2 separate regions of the Homo sapiens genome follow, and region 2 is linked to region 1. A link is a loop called in an ENCODE intact Hi-C map of the cell type or tissue named here. Cell type or tissue: PC-3. All regions are shown on one strand. Links, peaks and the distances in the headings refer to the core of each region. The heading gives the core; the rest is flanking DNA.

The links. A loop is a pair of places that touch in the nucleus more often than their neighbours do. Peaks named below come from ENCODE experiments on the same cell type or tissue, not always from the same donor. Only the 100,000 strongest peaks of a DNase experiment are listed, where the experiment ranks them.
Region 2: a loop joins it to region 1, with 14 times the contacts of the local background. A loop is called at or near these places in 91 of 110 quality-filtered maps.

The regions. Positions count from the first base shown.
Region 1 is chr19:3,662,929-3,669,588 of GRCh38, forward strand. PIP5K1C (phosphatidylinositol-4-phosphate 5-kinase type 1 gamma) reads right to left here. Exons shown (of 18, transcript NM_012398.3): 2 at 4,394-4,425; 3 at 1,894-1,986. Among named protein-coding and RNA genes, the nearest start is that of PIP5K1C, 34 kb to the right of the region's middle. RefSeq lists an enhancer at 2,339-3,169 and a silencer at 3,099-3,208. In PC-3, for the core only: CTCF peaks have their summits at 3,093 (motif pointing right) and 3,295; no DNase peak of the experiment used is centred there.
Region 2 is chr19:3,716,034-3,722,693 of GRCh38, forward strand. All of the region lies in intron 1 of TJP3 (tight junction protein 3), which reads left to right. Among named protein-coding and RNA genes, the nearest start is that of TJP3, 11 kb to the left of the region's middle. In PC-3, for the core only: a CTCF peak has its summit at 3,210 (motif pointing left); a DNase peak (open chromatin) is centred at 5,588; H3K4me3 peaks cover 553 bases; H3K27ac peaks cover 331 bases.

The DNA.
Region 1 (6,660 bases), core at 673-5,672:
TTGGATCACTGCAACCTCCGCCTCCTGGGTTCAAGCTATTCTCCCGCCTCAGCCTCCCAAGAGCTGGGATTACAGGCACGCACCAGCACACCCGGCTAATTATTTTTTTGTATTTTTAGTACAGACAAGGTTGCGCCATGTTGCCCAGGCTGGTCTCCAACTCCTGACCTCTGGTGATCCTCCCGCCTCGGCCTCCCAAAGTGCTAGGATTCCAGGAGTGAGCCTCCGCGCCCGGCCGGCTGCTGTTATTTTTGCCATTGGCATCGTTTGCATTATTCTCACTGTGTGCTCTCGCGCCATGTTCACTTTAGCCCTGGGAAGCCGGCTCATACCTCCGCTCTCTAATTCCGGTCTCCAGTGCTCCTGTCGCAGGTGCGAGGTGGCAGGGAGGGAGGTCGGGAGTTGGGAGTTGGTTTCTGCCACTGCCCAGTTTCGGCCTGTCTCCCTCCTAAGCCACACTCTGGGTGGTGGGGGGTCTGGCCTGTATGTTCACCTCCCCGAGATGCCACGGACAGAACAGACATGTGCCCAAAGATAACATACAAACGGCCCTGAAGCCCGCAAAGACGCTCCATGCCACTGGGCACCAAGGGAAAGCACATCAAACCACAGGGGGGCCACGCACCTGGAATCCCGGCCAGTCGGGAGGCCGGGGTGGGAGGATCCCCTGAGCCTGGGAGTTCAAGACCAGCCTGGGCAACATGGTGAAACCCCTGTCTCTACCAAAACAAACAAAAAGACACCTCGAAGAGACACCACCTCACACCCATGAGGACGCCAGAATCAGAGACAACAATCACGAGTGCTGGTGAGGACACGGGGACGCTGGGCCTCATTCACTGTTGCTGGGTGTGAAAACGGTACCGCTGCTATGGAGAACAGTTTGCGAGTTTCTCAAAAGATGACACCGAGTTACACGTGACTTGGCAATTCCACTCCTGGGTGTCTGCCCGAGACAAACGAACACATGTATCCACACAGACTCACACACACGTGTCCTCAGCAGCACAATTCACAATGGCCAGGAGTGTGAAGCACCCGAGCGTCCATGACGCAGCAAAGGACAAGTGCAGCACGGGCGCCCCACGCACCAGAACACGACTCAGCCATGAACAGGAGCAAGGCTCTGACACGGGCCCCAGTGCGAATGAACCCTGAGGACGCTACACTCAGTGAGAGACGCCAGACACAGAAAGCCACACAGTGTGTGATTCCACTTCTATGACACGTCCAGGACAGGCTGATCCACAGACGCAGGAAAGGGATGTGGGTGCCAGGGCTGGGAGTCGGGATGGGGGTGACTGCTAACAGGGACAGAGTTGCTATTTGAGCTGATGCAATGTTCTGGAATTAGAGGTGACGGCTGCACAACTCTGCATATGTACTAAAAGTCATTTACTGCACACTTTAAAGGCTGAATTGTACAGTATATGAATCACATCTCAGTAAAACGGTTACTTTTGAAAAAACAGGCCCTAGGTGGGGGTGGGAACAGAGTGGGGGTCAGGCTTCCTACCAACACGGTGTGAGCCAGGCCAGCCTCAGAGTGTCCCATCCACTGCCCGAGGTGGTGGTGGGGTCCATAACCCCTCTCCCTCACCAGGGCCGAGAGCCCAGGCTCTGCCCGAGGTTTCAGGGACTCAGAGCCGGGCAGGCGTTGCAGCCAGGCTGAGCCACAGAACATGCTGCCCGGCCGCCCGGCAAGGACAGCAAACAGTGGGGCCTCATGCAGGACTGAGGACTCCAGCCTCTGCCTCCACACAGCCCACACCTGTCCCTGGGCAGACCCTGGTTTGTGTCGGGGGCGATAGGCCCCATCCATGCTACCAGTGGGATCCCCCTCCCCTCTGCTCTGTCCCGCTCCCTCCAGCCAGCTAAGGGGAGCCGAGGAACCTTCTTGTAGGTGGTTTCGCCGGATGCGTCCACACCTCGATGGCCCAACTTCTTCCCATGGCCAGGGCCCGGCTGTGCCGTCATGGACAGAACCTGGGAAGAGGAAGCAGGAAGCGTTAACTCCCTAAGGAGCACGCCCACCGGGACAGGGCACGCTCTGAAACCCTGGGAAGAAAGGTTTAGTCGTTGGGCCCAGCAGGGGTGCACAGGGCAGGGGGCAGGTCCAGGCGACTCCGGGGTGCAGCAGGAGGCCCCTCACCCGTGGGCGCCTGGCGGGCTGGCTGGGGCCCCTCAGTGTCCCACACTGGACACCCAGAAGCGCTCACTCCAAGGTGGAGACCTCTGCCTCCTCAGGAAGGGCAAGAGGATTGGGCAGCTCCAGCCCTCTAATTCCAGGGTCTCCCCCAGGTGCTGTGGACACTGGGGCTGGACCGTTCTTTGGGGTGGGGCCACCCTGGGCACAGCAGGGTGCTGAGCAGCATTCCTGGCCTCCACCCACTCCATGCCAGGAGCACCTCCCAGTTGTGGCAACCACAGATGTCCCCACACAACTCTGCAAATGTACTAAAAGTCACTCACTGCACACTTCAGAGAGTACAGTATGCAAATCACATCTCAGTAAAGTGGGTATTTTTTAAAAAAACAGGACTGAGGTGGGGGTGGGAACAGAGCGGGGGTCAGGCTTCCTGCCAACACGGTGTGAGCCAGGCCAGCCTCAGAGCATCTCACCCACCGCCTGAGGTGGTGGTGGGAGTCGTAACTCCTCTCCCTCACCAGGGCCCCTAACTGTGAGACCGCTGGGATGGAAGGATTGAAAAGACCACCTTGTCCCTGAGGGAGATGGTCTCACTGGCCAGGGTCAGGCCCGGCTCCTGCAAGCTGTCGGGCAGCGCGGGTGTCCCAGCAGATGGGACCGCCGACCCCAGGGGGCCTCAGCTTGTTGCCCTCGAGGGAGGATGTGAGGAGGGGCCTTGGGAGCCTGAAGGGACACAGAGGCCAACCAAGGAGAACAGCCCCGCCTGGCACCGTCATTTAAGGAGCGCCACTGCGTTTGCTAGGAGACCCCATGGACCCTCCACTGGCCAGACCCCATCCCACCGCTATCAGCCCCAGGGACACGCCTGCAGCCCTGACCCCTGCCCCTGCCCTCCCTCCACAGCCGACGCTGCTCAGCCATGTTCCCTGCATTCTCCCAGGTGGCCGCCAGGGGGCAGGCTCTCCCCAGGAATTCACCCCGCCACCCGGGCCACCCTCCACCCGCGCCACCCTCCACACTGCCCCCACGCCGGGGGACTCTGAGGAAGGATCCCAGGGTCCCAGGCCTGGTGGACAAAGCCCTCCAAGCTCTGGCTACGGACGCAGGGCCAAGGGTGGCCCAGGTGGGACAGGTGCCTTGGGGACTGCTCCTGTGAATGGGGCTCATGGACAGGTGCCCTGAGGACTGCATGCGGGAAGACGGGAGATGCAGCAGCTCGGGTGCCCTCAGAGGACGGCCCACCCCACTGCGCCCACTGGGGCTGGGAAGAAGGCCACTCGGCGCCACGGGGCTGGCAGAAGCTGCAAAGGCAGGGCCAACGTGCAGAGAAAGCTCTCGGGAGGAGACGGGCAGCAATGACAGGACCCATGTACATGCAGATGTGCACACACACAGACAAATATGCACACAGGCAAACACACGTGCAGACGTGCACACAGGCAAACGTGTACATACGCACGCAGGCAAACAGGCACACAGGCAAACACACATGCACTCAGGCAAACATGAACACAGGCAAACACGTGCACACACGCACGTAGGCAAATGAACACAGGCAAACACGTGCACACATGCACGCAAACATGCACACACACAAACGTGCACACACACAGGCAAACATCCACACAAGCAAAAATAGATGCACACACGCACGCAGGCAAACATGCACACACACAAACGTGCACACACGCACGCAGGCAAACATGCACACACACAAACGTGCACACACGCACGCAGGCAAACATGCACACATAGGCTGCACACAGCCTCACTGTGCACTACGCCTGTGTGGCTCACAGACACTGAGGGCGTGGGTGCAGCTGGTAGCCTCGGGCATCGCCCTCTGGGCAGCGTCTAACCCTCCAGCCAGGTCTTCCATTCCTGCCCCCAGTCCCCCGGCGAGAGCTGCTCTCTCCCCACCGCCCACCCCCCAGAATCCAGGCTCCACGTGGCCTGGAACCCAGAGAAGCCCTTCCTGCCCCTGCAGCCCTGACCAGGCACCCCTGCCACTGAGGGTGTGGCCCCTCAGATGCAGGGCCCCCTCCTCCATCACGGAATTTCACCCCGACCTCTCAAGACGCAGTTGGTGTAGACCTCACGTTCATCCTGCTTGTGGACACTGGACGGCATTTGGGGCCCAGAGAGGTGTAGTGAGCTGCCCCAGGCCACACAGCTTCTCCGCGAGTAGGGAGGCAGCAGGTCAGGGTGGGGACCCCAGGCCCTTCGTCCGCTCCAGACACTCACCTCTGTTGGGGCCGCCTTCTTCTGAGCCAAACCTGCAGAAGAGACAAGCTGGGTATCAGACAGGAAACCGGTGACCTCTGGGAGTCCTGGGCCCAGCCCCCGGCCCACCTTCTGGCGCCCCAGGCCTGGCGTGTGTAACTCCGCGTGGGGCTGGTCTCAAGGCTACACACAAGTGAAGACATGGACTGAGTGCGCTGGGAGGATGTGATGAGGGTGGGGGCCACTGGGGCCTGCCATGGTCACCCTGGTTGGCAGCCACTGGGGCCTAGAGCAGGGGAGAGGCTTTGCAGCCTCAGGGAGATGGGCAGCTGGTGACGCCTAGGCTTGGCACCCACCACGGAGGGCCTGGGGCTTGGACCTGCCTGGAGGAGGGGAGGGGAAATAGGGAGCAAACCTCCCCCGGCTCTGACCCCCTTCACACCCAGACATGAGGTTCTGGGCAGTCAACAACTGAGCAGGTCTGAACTGACCAAGCCCCGCTTCCTCGGAGGCAGGCGCCAGGAGAGGCTCGGGCATGGGGAAATCAGGTGCCAGCGTGGGGAGTGAGGGGGGGCAGGCCCCCGCTGGGGCGAGGGCAGGCTGGAGTTGCAGGGAGCGCCCAGCACCTGGGCAGCTGCGGTCAGTGGGAACTGGCCAGGGGTCCCCAGGGCTGCCGCCCTCCCTGCCCCTCTCCAGAGTGAGGTTTGTGGAAGGGTAAGAGAGGCTGCGAGGGGACCCCCAGCCCTGCCCTGGCTCCTGGGCCCGCAGCCTCCGGTCAGCGCAGCAGGGCCTGGGCCGCAGCTCCAGAGAGGACAACAGAGGCCTGCAGGATTGAGCCAACGAGCCCAGGCCTGGGCTGAGCCGGGAGCACCTTCCTCCATGCAAGGAGGCTGGGACGAGGGGAGCAGGCGAGACTCAGCTCCTAGGACCCAGGACCACATCCCCAGCCCTGGCTCCCAGCAGCAGGGCCCTGGGGTCCTCATCTGGAGAACGGGAACAGACTCTACAGCTGTGATTACAGGCCCTGAGACCGACGGGAGATGATCCTGGGGGACCTGGGAGCCCGATGTCCTCACAGGGTCCTCACGAGCGGGGGCGAGAGGGTGAGTCAGACAGAGACTGGAAGAGGCTGCGCTGTGGCTGTGAAGAGGGAGGAAGGGACCTGAGCCGACAGATGCGGGCGCCTCTAGATGCTGGGAAAAGGGGGAAACGGATTCTCCTCTGCAGCTTGTGCTGGGCCCAGCCCTGCCCACAGCTTGACTTTAGCCTGGTGAGGCCCCGTTCTGGGGCTGGACTCCTGGCCTCGGAGCCCTGAGGTGGGAAGCGATGTCAGCGACTGCAGGGATCGCACGTGCTGGCGTCCACCATGCAGGCCTGGGGAAGACCTGGTCTCGCCCTCAAGGGGCTCACGGTCAACAGGGGTGGGCGCAGGGCTGGGTGTTTGATGTGGGGTGACAGGCGGGGTGCGGATCAGCAAGGGGGGGCTTCCCTGGGCTGGTCCTGTCTGAGCTCAGTGCCGAACAAGGATGCCGTGGGAGCCGGAGGGAGTTCCAGGCGGAGGGAACGGCAGCACAAAGGTCACAAGGTGGCTGAGGCAGCCACGCTGCACGGATAACAGCAGCGTCCTCCAGGCTCATGCAGAGGCGGGTACCGAAGGGGAGTGCCTCCCTGTTGGATTCCGATGCTGGCACCACCCAGGGCCCAGGGGCATGGAGACAAATGCTTCTTTTCAATCACAGGGGCTGTGGGTCAGGGCTGACTCCACCCCAGCTCTGCCAGCATCTTCTCACTCCATTCCCCCTTCCTAGAGGAAGAGGCTGAGGGTTGGGGAAGGGAGGGCTGGCTGAGGTCTGGCAGCTGGGGGTGCTGGGGCAGGCCCTCAAAGGGGATTATTATGAGCCCGTGGAGACACTCAGGCTGCGCCGGAGTGTGTGCAGGAGGGTGCGGCAGGTGCCCTGCTCCGTAGGGCTCGGCCCTCTGGCTGCCTCCCTGCTCTGGGCTGGGCAGCAGTGCGTTGGAACTGGTCTGGCCCTGGCTTCCAGGCCGGCTGAGGTGAGCAGGGGAGGCCAGGACATGTGAGGGGCCAACTGGGCGAGGTTCAGGGAGGTGCAGACAGGTGAGGAGGTGGGTGCGGAGTCCGCGGTGCAGACGGGGGCCGTCAGGGGTGGGGACCCGGCTGGGTGTGGACTCGGGAGAGGGGACAGAGGAGAATTTCCCCGAGAGACAAAAAGTCTTTCTGGACCAAGGCCTTACAAAGCCAGCAAAGAGTGCAGAGAAGGCGGGAGCCC
Region 2 (6,660 bases), core at 1,138-6,137, 54 kb after region 1:
CTCCCGAAGTGCTGGGATTACAGGCGTGAGCCACCACGCCCGACTTGTTTTATTTTTGAGATGGAGTCTTGCTCCATTGCCCAGGCTGGAGTGCAGTGGCGCCATCTCAGATCACTGCGACCTCTGCCTCCCGGGTTCAAGTGATTCTCCTGCCTCAGCCTCCCGAGTAGCAGGGATTACAGGTGCCTGTCACTACGCCCAGCTAATTTCTGTATTTTGAGTAGAGACGGGGTTTCACCCTGTTGGCCAGGCTGCTCTCGAACTATTGACCTCAAGTGATCCGCCCATCTCAGCCTCTCAAAGTGCTGGAATTACAGGTGTGAGTCACCGCGCTCGGCCTGGTATTGAACACCAAAATGTCTCAAGACGTTGCCAAGGGTCCCCCTCTGGTGAGAGGCACTGGCTTGGAGTTCGAGGTGCAGGGGCAAACAGAGCTGCAGCCAAATCCCTCAGGCCAGCTCACCATCTGGCCTCAGTTTTCTCAGCTGCAAAGTGGGCGCACGAGTGTTGTGTGTAACTGGGGCTGCAGCCAAGCATATGCCAGTAAACATGGCCCGGGAGCCCCATTCACTGCTAGGACTTTAACCCACTTATTTCTTTATTTATTTTTGAGACAGCGTCTAGCTCTGTCACCCAGGCTGGAGTGCAAGGGCAAGATCATGGATCACTGCAGCCTCGACCTCCTGGGCTCAAATGATCCTCCCACTTCAGCGCCTAGAGGTGCCTGCTACCACACCCAGCTCATACATATATATATATATATATATATTTTTTTTTTTTTTTTGAAACAGAGTCTCAGTCTGTCGCCCAGGTTGGAGACAGTGGCACGATCTCGGCTCACTGCACCCTCTGCCTCCCAGGTTCAAGTGATTCTCCTGCCTCAGCCTCCCGAGTACCTGGGATTACAGGCGGGTGCCAACACGCCCAGGTGACTTTTTTTTTTTTTTTTGAGACGGAGTTTCGCTCTTGTTGCCCAGGCTGGAGTGCAATGGCCCGATTTCGGCTCACTGCAACCTCCGCCTCCCGGGCTCAAGCAATTCTCTTGCCTCAGCCTCTCTAGTAGCTGGGATTACAGGCATGTGCCACCACACCCAGCTAATTTTGTATTTTTAGTAGAGACGAGGTTTCTCCATGTTGGTCAGGCTGGTCTCGAACTCCCAACCTCAGGTGATCCGCCCGCCTCGACCTCCCAAAGTGCTGGGATTACAGGCACGAGCCACCACGCCTGGCCCATGACTGTTATATTTTTAGTACAGACAGAGTTTCACCATGTTGGCCAGGCTGGTCTCAAACTCCTGACCTCAAGTGATTCGGCCGCCTTGGCCATCCAAAGTGGGATTACAGGCGTGAGCCACTGTGCCCAGCCATAGCTTATATATATATATATATATATATAATTTTATTTTTTTTTGAAACATAGTGTTGTGCTGTCTGCCCTGTCACCCAGGCTGGAGTGCAGTGGCGTGATCTCAGCTCACTGCAACCGCCGCCTCCCAGGGTCAAGTGATTCTCTTGCCTCAGCCTCCTGAGTAGCTGGGATTACAGGCGCCTGCCACCATCCTTGGCTAATTTTTCGTATTTTTGTAGAGATGGGTTTTGCCCTGTGGGCCAGGCTGGCCTCCAACTCCTGACTCAAGTGATCCTCCTGCCTTGGCCTCCCAGAGTGCTGGGATGACAGGCATGAGCCACTGCACCCTGCCTAAGATATTTTTAAAAATTTTTGTGGATGTGGAGATGGGGGTCTCACTGTGTTGCCCAGGAATGAGAGTACAGTGGTGTGACCATGACTTACTGCAGCCTCCACCGCCTGGGCTCAAGCAATCCTCCCAGCTCAGCTTCCCAAGTAGCTGGGAGTACAGGCAAGTGCCACCAAGACTGGCTAATTAAAAAAAAAAAAAAAGGCCGGGCACGATGGCTCACGCCTATAATCCCAGCACTTAGGGAGGCCGAGGGGGGCGGATCACAAGGTCAGGAGTTTGAGACCATCCTGGCTAACACGGTGAAACCCCATCTCTACTAAAAGTACAAAAATCAGCCGGGCATGTGCCTGTAGTCCCAGCTACTCGGGAGGCTGAGGCAGGAGAATGGCGTGAACCCGGGAAGCAGAGCTTGCAGTGAGCTGAGATTGCGCCTGGGCAACAGGGCGAGACTCCAACTCAAAAAAAAAAAAAAAAAAAAAGTGTGTGTGTGTGTGTGTGTGTGTGTGTGTGTGTGTGTGTGTGTCTGTGTGTGTGTAGAGATGGAAGTCTCACTCTGTTACTCAGGCTGGTCTCTCCTGGCCTCAAGAGATCCTCCCGCCTCGGCCTTCCAAAGTGCTGGGACTACAAGCGTGAGCCACTGTTCCTGGCCAAGCCTCTTATTTTAAAGACGCTGAAGTCAGAAAGCCTGTAGGACAGGAATGCAGCATTTTCTTTTCTTGCGGTTTTTTTTTTTTGGGGTGGTGGGGGGCGGGGTGGACAGGGCCTCACTCTGTGGCCCAGGCTGGAGTGCAGTGGCGCAATCTTGGCTGACTGCAACCTCTGCCTCCCAGGTTTAAGTAATTCTCCTGCCTCAGCCTCCCTAGTAGCTGGGACTACAGACGTGCGCCACCACGCCCAGCTAATTTTTGTATTTTCAGTAGAGACAGGGTTTCACAATGTTGGCCAGGCTGGTCTCGAACTCCTGACCTCAGGTGATCTGCCCGAATGCAGGATTTTCTACCAGCTCCAGTCCCCTGCAGAACCCCTGTCCGATTTTGCCAGACCTAAGCAGAGACTGCTTTGAGCAATGGCAGCCACGAACCTTGACGTGTGCGGGCCGGTAGGGAATGATGTGTTTTTCTCACGACTCATTAAAACAAATACACGGCTATTTAAAGATCGCTGGACTGGCCGGGCGTGGTGGCTCACGCCTGTAATCCCAACACTTTCAGAGGCCGAGGTGGGTGGATCACCTGAGGTCAGGAGTTCGAGACCAGCCTGGCCAACATGGTGAAACCCCGTCTCTACTAAAAATACAAAAATTAGCCACGCGTGGTGGCCGGCGCCTGTAGTCCCAGCTACTCAGGAGGCTGAGGCATGAGAATGGTGTGAACCCCGCAGGCGGAGCTTGCAGTGAGCCGAGACTGCGCCCGGCACTCCAACCTGGGTGACAGAATGAGTGTCCGTCTTGGGGGGTGGTGGACATCGCTGGACCTTAATCATCTAAAATGATTTTTTGCGCCACCTGCTGGTGGCGGAGTGTCACACAGGGAAGGGCTGAGTTGCCTGTAGGTATACAGTAGGTGTTCAGTAAGCCTTAGTTTTGGTTAATGGTGTTTCTACATTGGCTCAGCATGGGGTCTTGGAAAGAGTTTGGGGCTCCAGGAACCCATGCTGTGCAACCTTCAGTGAGTCTGGGGCCCTTTCTGAACCTTCATCTATAAAATATGTGTGTGTGTGTGGCTGGGAGTAGTGGCTCATGCCCATAATCCTAACATTTTGGGTGGCCGAGGTGGGCTAATCACTTGAGGCCAGGAGTTCGAGACCAGCCTGGCCAACATGGGGAAACCCCATCTCTACTAAAAATACAAAAATTAGCCAGGCGTGGTGGCGGGTGCCTGTAGTCCCAGCTACTCGGGAGGCTGAGGCAGGAGAATGACGGGAACCCGGGAGGCGGAGCTTGCAGTGAGCCGAGATCGTGCCTGCAGTCCAGCTGGGCGACAGAGCGAGACTCCGTCTCAAAAAAAAAAAAAAAAAAAAAAGAAGGGAAGACATATAACCTTCATGCGATGTGAGAAGGTGCGTTGAAATGCCTTCTACAATTCTTGCTTCGGTCGGAAGTCACAAAGGGATTGAACTTCATTTTGGCTGCTCCCACTTCTGTGATGGCCGCAAAAGGGAAGAGAACTACATGCTCCTTTTTATTTATTTTGTATGGAGATTGGGTCTCGCTATATTGCCCAGCCTGGTCTCAAACTCCTGGCCTCAAGTGATCCTCCCACCTGACTCTTCAAAGTTCTGGAATTACAGGAGTGAGCCATTGTGCCTGGCCTCTACGCCCCTTTTAATCCTCCTGACAACCCTGTGATGTAGGGGCTATTATTTTCCCCAATTACAGATGTGGAAACTGAGGAACAGAGAGGGGCAGTAAGTTGTCTGAGGTCACACAGCAAATAGGTGAGAGCTGGTTTTAGAACTCTCCTAGCTCTGAAGTTCCAAGTGGGTCCCCACAAGAGGCTTTGGCAATGCTTTATTCGGGCCCTTGGAGACCCTTGAGGGGCTGACTGTAGCTGACTTGGGTCTCTGGACTAGTGTTTTGGGTACAATTGCAGTGGAGGAGGTGAGATGTCATCTTCGGGGACCCTCTAAGACTTTGATATTGTTGGCCTTGTTTACTAAGCAAACTCTTAACCAACCTTCAAATCCCCAGCTACGATGCCCCCTCCTCCAGGCAGCCTTTCTTTTACCGCTAGAGTTTTCTCTATGCTCTTCACCCCTAGCCACAACCTGGGACTCCTGTCCCTGCCCAGCCCTGACTGGATAAGGCTGGGAAGGGGTGTTTATGTGTAGCTTTGCCCTTTTACCCTTTTAACCTTGGGGTGGGGCCCAGGCACAGCTGGGCGCAGGTTTTTTTTTTTATAGTAAGGAATGTGGGGGTGCAGCCACGACCAGCCCCGCCCACCCAGGTGACTTGAAGGTTTCCTACCCTGGTCCAGTCCCTCCTAGGTCTAACCTTAGGAATCCCGGAATCCCAGGCCCCTGAGCGGGAGGCTGGGCTGGGCTGGGTGAGAAGAAGGAAACGACCTTTACTCCCTCCCAGAGCCTGAAGAATTTCCTCCTGCCTTGCACTCTGCCCCTTTCTTTTCCTTCGTTCCTTCCTTCCTTCCCTTCTTTCCTTCCTTCCTTTTCTTTTTTTTTTTTTTTTTTTGAGACAGGGTCTCACTCTACTCTGTCGCCCAGACTGGAGTGCAGTGGCGTGATATCAGCTCACCGCAACCTCCGCCTCCCGGGTTCAACCGATTCTCCTTCCTCAGCCTCCCGAGTAGCTGAAGCATGCGCCACCACGCCCGGCTAATTTTTGTACTTTTAGTAGAGACAGACGTTTCACCATGTTGGTCAGGCTGGTCTCGAACTGCTGACCTCGTGATCCGCTCGCCTCGGCCTCCCAAAATTTGGGGATTACAGGCATGAGCCACCGCGCCCGGCCCTGCCCTGCCCCCTTTCTTTTCTGGATGCTGGGTGTGAAGACAGAGCCCGCAGGCCAAGACCGCAGGAAAAAGGCACGCAGCCGCTGTTGTATCTTCAGAGTCCACGCCTCTGGCCTCTGGGGCCTCCGGTTCCCCTCTGTGGAATGGGGCAAACCTTCCAGAGATAAGGTGACCCAGGGACCAGCGCTATGCTAAGGAGGTCTCTGGCCTTCGACAAGCTTCTAATCCAAGAGGCCTCCCAGATGCACCTCAAAATGTGCCCATTTCGCGGACGGAAACACCTTCCAAATAGTAGGCTCCGTTCCAAGCGCGGGGGTTATTCCTGCCGGGTCTTGCTGGCAGCCTTGTCGGGCCGGGCTCTGGCCGCGGCCGCCGGCCCCCTCTCGGCTGCGTGGATAACCCGGCCTGGAGTTTCCGCCTCAGGACCTGGCTCCTGTGATGGGAGGTGGGGAGAGAAACCTCCGCCGCGTCCAGGGGGCGTGTCTGGGCAGGGGCGGGGCTGACCCGAGACCTGGAGGAGGAAGAGGGGCAGGTGCAGCCGGGAGCTGCGGAGCTGGAGGGAGGAGGACGAGAGCCCGGCCCTCAGCCCGCTGTGACTCTCCTCAGCCCCCTCCCCCAGCCCGGGGTGGGGGCCGATTGACTGTTTCCAGGACCCCCTCGGGTAGGGGGGCTGGAGAGCCCCCAGGTGGACCATGGCGGTGAGATTCCAGGCGAGTAACCCTCCAAGGGTGGCAGGGGGAGGGGCTCGGGCTGAGGTGGGGTGGGGGGAAAGCAGGGTTTGGGAGTCGGACCCAGGACCCCAGAACGCCTACCTACATAACAGGCAGGGAAACTGAGTCCCAGAGGGATGAAGTGGCTAGCTGGAGGTTGCACTTCGAGATGCGTCCGCGCGTCCGCGCCCCCCTCCCTGCCTCCAAAGACCATCTCTTCTGGAGCCTCCTCTGCCCCAGGACCGGCCTCCTTTAATACCGCAGGGCTGGGTTCAAATCCCGAATTTTCTGTCCACTATGCTGTGTGTAACGTGGGGCCAGTGAGTGAACCCTCTCCTTCCCTCATCCGAAAAATGGGTGATCGGCATTTTAAACAGAGAGAAAAATGTGTTTTAAGAGCTTGGCGCATCGTAGGTGGGCAGAAAAGATGTTCATCCCCCTTTGCTGGGGGCGTGCAGCCGGCTGAGCTTGGGCGCCCGCGGTGGCACGGTGGGCAGTGACTTCATTTGGGGGCTGGGGTGGCTTTGGTGAACATTCACCTCCTACAAGGCTGCACGAGGGAGCACCAGCATTTATTGGGTGCCTACTGTGTACAAAGCTATTAACAGGCATTACCAGGCAGAGGCAGGGGTGGGGTGAGCAAGCCGGCTGGGGTGCGCCGTGGCGGGGGCGGGGCGGGGGGCGATCCTTGTCTCCGGAGGGATTTCACCCTCCAGGCATGGAGCCTGGGCTGGTTTCTTCAGACCCACCAGCCAGGGTAGACTGGGACTGCAGCGGTATGCG